Linked DNA regions of Homo sapiens: regions 1 and 3 are each linked to region 2. Evidence: read pairs that join two places in POLR2A ChIA-PET (ENCODE). Cell type or tissue: MCF 10A. All regions are shown on one strand.

The links. ChIA-PET counts read pairs that join two places held together with the same protein. Peaks named below come from ENCODE experiments on the same cell type or tissue, not always from the same donor. Only the 100,000 strongest peaks of a DNase experiment are listed, where the experiment ranks them.
Region 1: POLR2A ChIA-PET joins it to region 2 with 5 read pairs; 1 of 35 experiments calls an interaction of 5 or more read pairs at or near these places.
Region 3: POLR2A ChIA-PET joins it to region 2 with 7 read pairs; 3 of 35 experiments call an interaction of 5 or more read pairs at or near these places.

Annotation. Positions count from the first base shown.
Region 1 is chr18:62,779,742-62,783,741 of GRCh38, forward strand. All of the region lies in intron 1 of PHLPP1 (PH domain and leucine rich repeat protein phosphatase 1), which reads left to right. Among named protein-coding and RNA genes, the nearest start is that of PHLPP1, 66 kb to the left of the region's middle. In MCF 10A, no CTCF peak of the experiment used is centred here; a DNase peak (open chromatin) is centred at 2,460.
Region 2 is chr18:63,470,540-63,474,539 of GRCh38, forward strand. No RefSeq gene overlaps it. Among named protein-coding and RNA genes, the nearest start is that of SERPINB5, 4.4 kb to the right of the region's middle. In MCF 10A, no CTCF peak of the experiment used is centred here; DNase peaks (open chromatin) are centred at 342 and 2,062.
Region 3 is chr18:63,334,780-63,338,779 of GRCh38, forward strand. It overlaps KDSR (3-ketodihydrosphingosine reductase), which reads right to left. Exons shown (of 10, transcript NM_002035.4): 9 at 478-579. Among named protein-coding and RNA genes, the nearest start is that of BCL2, 17 kb to the left of the region's middle. In MCF 10A, no CTCF peak of the experiment used is centred here; a DNase peak (open chromatin) is centred at 1,852.

The sequences.
Region 1 (4,000 bases), 690 kb before region 2:
ATCAATTCTTTAATGTAGCTAAATAATACTCTTCTTTTGGTTTTAAGTTTCGATTAATTCCAGAGGTGTTTTGGGACTTGCTGAAGTATCATCAGGCCATGTGTTCTGTTTTTTTTGAGTTAAAGCTTGGCTGAGGCAGGCTGGTAGATTGAGAGCTCTCTGGGCTGGAGGTCAGGAAGCCCAGCCTCTGGTTTTAGTTCTGCCAGTAGCCAACTGTCCACATGAATATTTTGGCCCTCAGTTCCCTAATTTATAAAATAATAGAGTTGAATGAAATGGTCTCAAATGTTAGTCTTTTTTTAACAGTGTATAATTATGTAATTCTGGGCAAGAACCAGTCATTTTGCGCTTGTGGGAATTTTTATAGGTTGTATGCGTATGTGGTATATATGATAGTTGTCCAGTTACCATTACGCTTTTCAAGAAGGAATAGTCGAGTTTGTTTTACTTAACTGAACATTAAAACATCTGAAGGATTCAGAAGTGGTCTAGTTTATTTCAGTTTTTGTTTGTTTTCATTTTTGTTAGTGGCTGCAATAAGAAATACTGTACATGATTTATTGGGCATATTGATTTAAAAATTGGCAGTATTATTTAAGTGGATAATAAAGTTTTGTCTTAAGGATACTTATTTGGCCTTCTCACAGTTTGAAGGTTCTCAACCTTTTTCTTCTTTGGAAGTCATTTGAGAATTTTATGATTGACTTGGCCTCATGTGTCCTACTTTAGCACATCAGTTTTACTTAAGGTTCATATCATTCTTCATTGACATTAGATATGCATCAGTTTTAAGAAATCTTATAGAATGCTGAATGTTCCATTCCGTGTTCTGTAGTTCAGTGCTCATCAGAATCACCTTAGGATTTGTTAAAACATGGATTGCTGCTCCCCACCCTGAGTTTCTGATTCAGTAGGTCTGGAGTGGGACCTGAGAACTTGGGTTTGTAAGAAGTCCTTAGGTTATATCACTGCTGATCCAAGAACCATGCTTGGAGAACCTCTGCTGTAGTTTGTCAAATTCTTTATTTGCATGTGCTGGCAGCATTTTGATTAAGGAGTCTTCCTTACTGTATACTGATGCATCTCAACAATACACCTTGTGGTCCTTGGATTCCCTCATGCTATATGATACCTCATATCCTCTCCAGCTTCTTGGTTAGTGTGATACATAACACAGTTTTCAATGCCAGTGGAACTCTTAACAACAGGATGCTGCCAGTAACTTTAACCTTCCAGGTTGTGTGTTTCAATGGGAAAAGCATGCATTTAGACATTTGGGTTTATTCTTGAGAACACTGGCTTTGGAATCCAAAAGGCCTTGGCTCAAAGGTTAGCTTTACCACTTATTTGACTATTTGAGTTTGGGAAAACTATGTAACTCTTCTAAATCTTAGTTTCCTTAATTTAAAAATTGTTGAAATTTTATATTTGCCTCATAAGATTTTTGGGAGAGCTTAAGTAAATTAGATAAGGTATATAAAGTGCTCCGTAGATACTCAATAATTGATGGTCTTAGAAAAGTTTGTACATCAGTCTAAATGATTATAACTTTGATGTGGCTTTGGACAAATTTTCTCTCCATTTCATGTCTTGCCTTAATGTGGGTTGCTCACCTAACCTGCCTACCAGGGCCTCGCCATGGACAGTAGACAGGTGTCTGCTTCATCTTACGTGTTTGGAAATGCTATGTCTTGTTCCTGTCTAACCTGGCTCTATCACTGGGCTCTCAGTTTTGGCTCCTGGCTCCACATCAGGCCTTTCCTGCCCTGGTGACCTGTTGCTGCCTGTTTCTCTGACGCTCACCTTCACTTGTGAGAGTCACTGGGTTCTGGAGTGGTTTTGTATTCCTCTTTCTGGCTCCATGTGAAAAACAGTGTGATTAGAGGTATATCTCTACCCTCCCACCTGGGATAAGATGATTTTTTTTTTCCACCAAATTAATTATGTTAAATATGTGTGATTTTAATTTATAGTCAAACTGTCTTCTGCATTTTAAGCTCCAGTTTTAATGCTGCATGTTCATTAGAAACATAGCCTCATGAAGATAACTTTGATTTATTGTATTTTCTTAAAAAGGGCCTATATTCACCAGATTTTCATTAGCTTGGAATACATATGAGAAATTTTTAGCTGTGAGTCTTGCTGATTGGAATGAAGATTCCCCTAAGAAACTGTTTTAGTGACTAATAAAAGTTTTGTAAGAAAGTGCCAGTTGCCTCCATCACAAATAACACTTGGTAGCAGTGTTGGAGGTTCAGTGACTTGTCATTGTTTCACATTCTTTTTTGTTATGGTCATGAATTCTCTGTTGTCCTAAGTCCTATTGTAATATGTTTTCAGCCATACTTTTGATTTCATGCTTTTCAGATGCCAAAGGGGTTTGTCTTTGTTACATATTTACGCAAACACTTCGCTGCCTATTTCCTCTTCACTTTACTGATGCTCCTCTTGCTCAACTGGAGGATGTCTGCCAAGAGGCATGAGTCTGCCTGTGCAGGTGTCTCCTAATCCTGATTTTTGCTTGTATTTGTGAACATGTGGCAAGCCTCTTCTGCTGAACCAAGTAAGGGTTGTGGAGAGAGAACAGAGGCACCAGACATAGACTAAGGTGTAAGGAGCAAGATGTAATAGTTTAACTCAATTGGATTTTTTAATTGGGTGGAATAATTCAGGGTTGCCACACAATATTATCACCTAAAAAGATGTGACTTACTGTGAAGGATTCAATACTAAATAATGGGGCTCTCTCTGCCATATATATTCTTGCTTAAAAGTATCTTAGTACAGTGCAGACATATTATATACAAATTTAATTTACATGAATTCAGCTATATGCACTCCATCTTTTATATTAACTATAAGTGTTATATATGTGACAGAATTCACAAATGAAGGAATTTACAGCAATAATTTCAATAATATGTGATTTTATCCTATTCACTGACTTTAATATCTATCCCTAGGTAAGATAGGGATAAATCTCCTATCCTATAAATTCTTACCTGTAAATTATTTGAGGGAAGGAGAAATAACAAGGGGTAGTGACTCTTGGCGGTGTTAAAGATGGCATAGCAAAAGGCAGTGCAGTGGTAATTTTTGACAGATTAAGATCAGATGTTTTCGGGGCAAAGCGCTATTTGTTTTTTGACTTCCAGTGGTCTGTTTTTTGACATCTGTTTGTGCTGTAGTAAAATTAATTTATTTACTTTTATAATGTTTTAAACACTTAGCCATAGTTTGGGTTGCTTCCAGCTCTCATAAGTAAATCACTTTGATGAGAGTTTATGAGAATCTTTAAATAATTTAGGGACCAATAAAATACTGTTCTTGCCAGAAGATAGAAATGATACCCATCAATGGTACTCATGCTAAAACTTAGTGAGTTAAAAGTATTTGTTTTCAGAGTTTTAAAAAAAAAAAAAAAAGATGAGTCACGTATAGTTACTAGGTCTTGATTCTGCTCCCCACAAGCCTTTCTTTTTTTTTTCTTTTTTTTTTTTTTTTGAGACAGAGTCTTGTTCTGTTGCCCAGGCTGGAGCACAGTGGCGTGATCTTGGCTCACTGCAAGCTCTGCCTCCTGGGTTCACGCCATTCACCTGCCTCAGCCTCCTGAGTAGCTGGGACTACAGGTGCCCGCCACCATGTCTAGCTAACTTTTTTGTATTTTCAGTAGAGACGGGGTTTCACCATGTTAGCCAGGATGGTGCCGATCTCCTGACCTCGTGATCTGCCCGCCTTGGCCTCCCAAAGTGCTGGGATTACAGGCGTGAGCCACCACACCCAGCCCACAAGCCTTTCAATAAATGCTATATTGTAATGGTTATTGTAACAAGAAGCTATTGTGCAGCACTCATGAAATGAGTATCTTTTCTGATCCATGAATAGCACTATTAAGGGGACACCTGAAGCCTTGAAGAAAAGCTTTTCTTTTGCCCTTTTTTCTTGATGCATTTTTTTTTTTTCTCTTAGAATAGCTACCAGTTTATGTTTGGAATACAGC
Region 2 (4,000 bases):
TGGATATAGTATGTTTGTTAAGAATGCTACCTGGATTTAAATCGGGTTCTACCATTCACTAACGTTGTGACCTGGGGGAAGTTACTCAATAGCCCTAGGCATCTGCATGTTTTTCCTTTTCATTTATAAACTGGGATGAAAATAGACCTTACATAAAGTGTTACTGCAAAGCATGTATAAAAGGTCTTCCTCGTATGACTTTAAAAAATGCTCACACAAGGCGCTGTGGGTGTATGTTCTTCACCATTTGGAAACAAGGTTTGGACTTAGTGGAAGCAAGCTTGCTTTAGCGAAGAGCTGCGCTTCTCCTTGGCACATTTCAGTTGCATCACCTATCAAGGCAGAGATCATGGCCTGCAACTGAGTCAGCACACTGGCTGATGGTACAGAGGAGGAGAAGGGAGGAGGAGGGAGAAAGAAGTCAGGCGTGTTCCCATTTGAGCAGCTCTCCCCTGCGGGGGCTGACACTCTCGGAGGTGCTCCTGAGCACCCCAGAGCCCCGGGCTTGGGCTCTCCTCAACCCGGCTCACCTGGGGTGTGGGTGGCGGTAGGGGTGGTGTGCCAAGATGACGTGCTCATCTCAGGACGACGTCAGCTTCTGTTGTGCAGCTGAGAGGTCTTATGCCTCACAAAGATGCTCTGGAATTTCCACTGCTTAAGAAATGCAACTTTTTAATCATAAGAAATGATATATGGTGATTGTTGAAAATTTGCAAGATATGCCAAGGATATGGAAAAATAATCTTTAATTTTGCCAGCCAGAAATAACTATTATTAAAATTGTTTAGGCCAGGCGCGATGGCTCACACCTGCAATCCCAGCACTTTGGGAGCCCCAGCCGGGCGGATCACCTGAGGTCAGGAGTTTGAGACCAGCCTGGCTAACATGGCAAAACCCCGTCTCTACTAAAAATACAAAAATTAGCTGGGCATGGTGGCACATGCCTGTAGTCCCAGCTACTTGGGAGACTGAGGCAGGAGAATCCCTTGAACCCGGAAGGCAGAGGTTGCAATAAGCCAGTAGAAATTAGGAGCTTCTGCTTCTTGTTATAAAGCACTTAAGGGTTGCTTAATTTTGTATTAGCAAATTAGATATTTAGAGGACTTGAAGAAAATATATAAAATAATTTTTTTTTGAGACGGAATTTCGCTCTTGTCACCTACGTTGGAGTGCAGTGGCCTAAGGGATTTGTCACTCAATTTTTTGCTCAGATATGCCTTTACGCATAGTATTAAGCATTTTATTTATTCATATATATTTTTAATAGAGACTGTGTGTTGCTGTGTTGCCCAGGCTGGTCTCAGACTCTGAACACAAGTGATCCTCCTGTGTTGGCCTTCCAAAGTGTTAGAATTACAGGTGTGAGCCACCGCGCCTGGTTAACGAAGCATTTTAGAGGCAAATTGTGCCACTTCTACTATCTGGTTTTGGTTTAACTCTGGGGTCCTGTTTAACTCTATTTTTTTTCACTGTGGTCTTTTTTTTTTTCTCTTAAGTTTGCTTCTTAGAAAATTTCACACAGCCTGTTTTCTGTAATATAGTACAGTTTATCATTTAATATAAAATTTCTTCTAGACAAACACCAGAAGTTGAAAAGACAAAAAGTATGAAATAAATCCTCAAAATAGAGTAGTTAGGAAAAAGAATTATAAATCTGGGGCTTTTAAAATAGTTTTTTTTCCATCTCAGTCAGAAACTTTAAAGCAGTCACTTTATCTTCCCTGACTCAGTTTCTCCACAAGTGAAAAGACATAATAGTCCACAGTGACTAGTTAGGATCCTTTATAGTCAACTGTGAATGGCTGGAAACGTGGACAGCTAATATGATTCCACTATTGTATGGGAGAGGCATCATGTGAATTAGTGGGAATCACCTTTATTAGTGAAGAAAAAAATCACTTGATGATTTGTAGGAATCCGGGGAGAATGCTGAGAATTTGTGGCTGAAACTTCTCTTAGGAAAAGAGAGAGATTGAGTGAGAGCGAGAGCGAGACAGAGAGAGAGAGAGAGAGAGAAAGCGAGAGGCACATGCTAGAACAAAGCTCCTTTCATTTGTTCCTGGGAGTGGCTGGGTGTGTCAAATCATCCCTCAGCCTCGATGCTGAGTAATCAAGTATAATATTTGCAAAGCTTCAACCTATAGGTAAGAAAAAGCACCAACAAAACAGTCTCCTAGGTTATTAAATATTTAGTCCAATGATTACTTGTGTTGAACTAGAGGAAGTTATTGCTTCATACAATTGTATAATGAATGAATGAATAATTCATTCTTTGAGCTATGTATCTCCCCTCCAAAAAATCTACTCTTTTAAATATATAGTCAATAAAATGGTTTTTGTGGCAAATAAAGAGAGGGGAAAACATTATGGATTATTTTTGAAATTATAGAGCAAATGCTTTTTCCTACAAACAGGTGTATTCTTTGTCACTAAATTTTTTTAAATAAATCATTTATTTGGTTGGGTGCGGTGGCTTACGCCTGTAATCCCAGCACTTTGGGAGTCTGAGGCAGGTGGGTCACAAGGTCAGGAGATCAAGATCATCCTGGCTAACAAGGTGAAACCCCGTCTCTACTAAAAAATAAAATAAAAAAAAAATTAGCTGGGCATGGTGGCGGGCGCCTGTAGTCCCAGCTACTTGGGAGGCTGAGGCAGGAGAATGGCATGAACCCAGGAGGTGGAGCTTGCAGTGAGCCGAGATCGTGCCACTGCACTCCAGCCTGGGCGACAGAGCGAGACTCCGTCTCAAAAAAAAAAAAAAAAAAAAAAAAAAAAAAAAAAAAAAAAGAATCATTTATTTTACAAATGTAAAGTGTTTGGGATGAATCAGATGTACTGGTCTTCATATACAAAGAGAACTGGAGGAAAGGTAGCTGGTATTTAAGGAAATGTCAAACTGACTTCAAATTTTGGGTTGAATTCATCCTTAGTTGAATTCCTGTCGGGTAGGGTTATTTCCCACTCATTCATTCTCTACCCACTATGTGCTAAGTACCCACTATGTGCCAGATACTATTCTAAGTTCTTGGACTACATCAGTGAAAAAAACAGACCAAAAAAATCTGCTTAGATTTCAGCTGAAGGAGGCCATCAACAGTAAACATAATAAGTGAATTGTATAGTATATCATATAGAAAACTATAAAATCTGGCCTTATATCTGCTTCTTATAGGTTCAAAGTTCATCAAGAAGAAGGGAGATCAAAAATACTCTGGAGTTGACTATTCATGGGCCCACATAAAAAGCTTTTCATGAGGCAAGAGACTGAAGATTATAACAGGATAATAACACCATATTGTTATTTTTATGTTGTTGCTCTCTGAGTTATTAGTATGAGTAGAACCTTTTTTCTTATAAGTCTGATGCTTCTAAGTCCACTTGTTAACATAATTGACATGACAACTTTGTTCTTTCCAGGCATTTCCTTCAGGATGTATGTTTTTTTTTTTTTTTTTTTTTTTTTTTTACAGTATAACAATTAGTGTAGGTATCTGACTTATAGAAATGCAAAGCTAAACTGTAGTCGGCTTGAGATCCATAGTTAGGTCTTATTCTGGGTCTTGCCCAGGGTCTGACACACTCAAAAAATGCTTATTCAGTCAATCACAGACTCCAATCAAAATGTCCAGTTAAAACAGGGAAGCAGAGTAGAAACCTATTGAATGCAGAAGACTTTATTGAGGCCACTCTTTCCTAAAATTAATCAGCAGGCATGTTCTCCAGAAACTAGTTTGAAATTCTGTAATTTAAAAAATGTGAACTGCTTGTATAACTCCATCCTCTCCCACTTTTCTGTTTTCTAGTGTCTTTTTAGGTAGAATTCTAAAGAACTTAAAATTTTGGCTGCCGTGGAAAAGAATATTACTGGGAAATGGGTCTTCTCAGTCAAATAGAATCACAGTTTTAATACTCTTTCCACTGAATGGGAACCACTTTTTTTTTTCCTGCAATTTTGCCTAAATCAACAGTGTGTTTTGTCAATGATGTTACACCTGAGACT
Region 3 (4,000 bases), 140 kb before region 2:
CAAAATAATACATTCTATAAGCGAAGCAACTGTTTAATCCATGATTCGTGTCTCACTAAATTTAGCTGTGTGTGACCTGATTCACCTAGAAAAGGTTTTCTAGTCTAATATCCCAGTACTTTTTAAGCAAGGCTACCCCTTACTCTAGAGGAGTATTCCATTTTCAAAACACATTGGAGCAGTGGTTCTTAGGTGAAAATCCAGGTTAACACCTCAACAGCAGATACGGTGTTTTATTTCTCTATCTGCAAGGCCCGGCACTGAAGACTTCTTGCCATTCTAAATTCCTGAAGTTATATCTTTAACCTATTTACTCATTCCTGGTGGAGGAAGAGGAAAAGTTGATAGCTCCATAAAAATACATTGTCAAATAAAGTTACTTAGTTTTCCCTTAACCTCTTCTCATCAAGGTTTGATGAAAGGCAGTTTTTCTCTTGTCCATCGGCCTGTCTGATTGCTAGCCTAGGCAGAGCTTACCTGCTGGAGCCCCTCAGTAATAGAAGTTACTGGAGCCATCCCACAGGTCAGGGCCGAGAGCATGTACCCATCTGAGCCAAGGGAACTGTTGAAATTTCCTTGCTAAAAGAGAAGAAAAAGAAGAGAAAGAGGGAATCCTAGTAATGTGGACAGAAATCAGTCGGACACATCAGAAACAGTGGAGTGTGCTCGTTCACTTTAAGTGAGATAAAATGGTCACAAAGCATTGATCAGCACTCAGAAATGGACGCACGGCCTTGGCAGATGGCAGTTCTCAACAAGTGAGTCCACGGACCCCTGCGGGCCCCCAAGGACAAATGATTGTCCTAATAACACTAAGACATTCATTGTCTTTTCCACAGTGTGTTGTATGGAAAATACAGTTTTGCCTCTGCAAAACTGCAGAGACATGGGCAAGAACCACGGGGTTCTTGCCAAACTGTACTAGGAGTCATTGTCACCTCTACTACCACACGCACTCGCAGTAATAAATAATACACAAAGAAAATACAAGTTCTAAAATTCTTTTAAAAATCAAAGTGTCAGTTTTGCTTTAAAATCCTCTTGATAAAGCAGGAAAATTCATCATTTTGTTCAATGGCAACCCTCGAGGACATGTCTTCTTAATACTCTGTGTGACAAATGAGAATGCGCCCAACGCGCTTCCGCAGCACTGCATTCCAGGGCGGGACAACTGCCTGGAACAAAAGTCCTTGTGCAGCTCCTGAAGTCAAGGGCTAAACTGCCACTTCTTTCATGGAGCATCATTTGTATTGTTTATTTATTTATTTTCGACAGAATCTCACTCTGTGGCCCAGGCTGGAATGCAGTGGTGTGATCTCTGCTCACTGCAACCTCTGCCTCCCAGGTTCAAGTGATTCTCCTGCCTCAGACTCCCAAGTAGCTGGGATTACAGGCATGCACCACCACACCCGGGTAATTTTTGTATTTTTAGTAGAGATGGGGTTTCACCATGTTGGCCAGGCTGGTCTCAAACCCCTGAGCTCAAGCAATCCAGCCGCCTCGGCCTCCAAAAGTGCTGGGATTACAGGCATGAGCCACCGTGCCTGGCTGGAGAGCATAATTTTTATATGAAAGACCATTGACAGGAAATCTATAGTAATTCAGACTTAGGTATGTGGCAGATGTGCAGAAAGCGAAGCAAGCAAGTGTGTCACTTCAGGAAAAACAACTGGCCACGTGTCATCAATGTGAAATCTGAGCCTTCAAGAAAAAATTAAGATTTGGAAAAACTAGTATCCACCATCACGAGACTGTCAGCTGCATACTTTTATGATAAGATCAGCAGTAATACTGATGAAAGCGATTTTTCTGATCACTCAGTCAACCCATATTTTCCAAATGACTAATGCATAATGTTACGAAATCATGAATGGTTAAAAGATCCATTCAAAGTACAAGACGGACCAATGGAATTTAATGTAACAGAGAACAAAACATTCATTGATGTAGTTTCCAATTCTATACTGCAACTAACCTTTAAGAAACTACCATTTGTTGAGTTTGGGTTTGATATCAAAAAAGAATGTCCATAATTATCTGAAAAGCCTAGTAAAATAGTCTTCCCTTTCCCAACTCCGTATCTGTCTCAGGCCAGATTTTCTGTATATCCTTCCATCAAAACAACATTATTACAACAGATGGAATGCAGAAGCAGCTATTTGAATCCAGCTGTTAATGCAGACCTTAAAGCAACTGGTGAAAATGTGAACCAATGCCACCGTCCTCACTGAACTTTTGTTTTGAAAAGTAGTAAATTTTGTTTAAAAAAAGTCACTTTATATATATGTGACTTTATATATATATATATGTGACTTTATATATATATATATGTGAATATATATATATATATATATATATGGAGTTTTGCTCTTGTTGCCCAGGCTGGAGCACAATGGCTCAATCTCAGCTCACTGCAGTCTCCACCTCCTGGGTTCAAGCGATTCTCCTGTCTCAGCCTCCCAAGTAGCTGGGATTACAGGCGCATGTCACCACACCCGACTAATTTTTGTATTTTTAGTAGAGACGGGGTTTCATCATATTGGTCAGGCTGGTATTGAACTCCTGACTTCAGGTGATCCGCCCGCCTTGGCCTCCCAAAGTGTTGGGATTACAGGCACGAGTCACTGTGCCCAGCCATTTTTGTTATTTTTAATGAATCAATAAATATTACAAACAGCTTCCATTTCAAATATGGCAAATATCAATAAATATAGCCATGTAAATAAACAAAAGTTCTCTGGGGTTGTTGACAATTTGTAAGAATGTAAAGTGGTCAAGAGAAGAAAAGTTTGAAAACCACTAAACTAAATGAATACTGCCAAAATACTAAGAGCTATTTAGCATCATTAGAAACACTGAATGGGCTGGGCACGGAGCTCACGCCTGTAATCCCAGCACTTTGGCCAAGAGGCTGAGGCGTGCGGATTACCCGAAATCAGGAGTTCGAGACCAGCCTGGCCAACATGGTGAAGCCCCATTTCTACTACAAATACAAAAAATTAGCCAGGTGTGGTTGTGAGCACCTGTAATCCCAGCTACTCAGAAGGCCGAGGCAGGAGAATCACTTAAACCCAGGAGGCAGAGGTTGCAGTGAGCCAAGATCGTGCCACTGCACTCCAGCCTGGGCAACAAGAGCAAAACTCCGTCTCAAAACAAACAAACAAACAAAACAACAACAACAACAAAAAACACCAAATGCATTTGCTTTGACCCGAGATAAGCAGGAAAAATAAAGTCTCACTTGTGCCATCTTCCTGAGCCTTTTAATGCACTCAGGACAAAGTTCTTCACACATGTATATATTTCAACAGAATTCACTATTCTCATTCTGCTCAGTTCAGTCTAATGTGACAGCATTTAGGCCACTTCAAGGCTGTCCACCATGTGCTGACACCTCTCATTCCAATGGTCCTATAGATTTTCCAAATTCAGTGTGGGTCTGTGGTTTACAGACATCCCTCATAAATGTGCATTTTTCCGCATTAACAGAAATGTTGTCAAAAAGCATGAGGCACATATGTTGTTCTTCTACAAAACAGCACATCATTTCTTAAAATACCATTTTTGATTCTGAATTAAAAAACATATCAACAGGGAAGACAGGAGGACAGGCCCACGGGGCTGGTGGCACTTTCTCGTTAGCTAACTTTTGGGAAAATGATACTGGGAAGCAGGAATGGGAGAGAAAGCAGCCAGGTGTATATGGGACATAGTATATATCGTTTACACTCATAGGAAAGTCTCATTTTCTTTTTAAAGAACCGGTGTTTCCAGACATCCTTCTAGTAAACCTGTTCCTCAGATTAAGGTATACAATCAGTTTTCAGGAGGCTACTCACTAATATGGAGTCAATAAAGCGTCTAAAAGAAGAAAAGTTGAGTCCAATATTAGATATGACAAATCTGACAGACTAAAAAATTCTAATAATTGATGTTTTGAAGTAAGTCCTTGGACAAATATCTTTTCAGAAATATAGTACTACAAACACAAATAGTACAG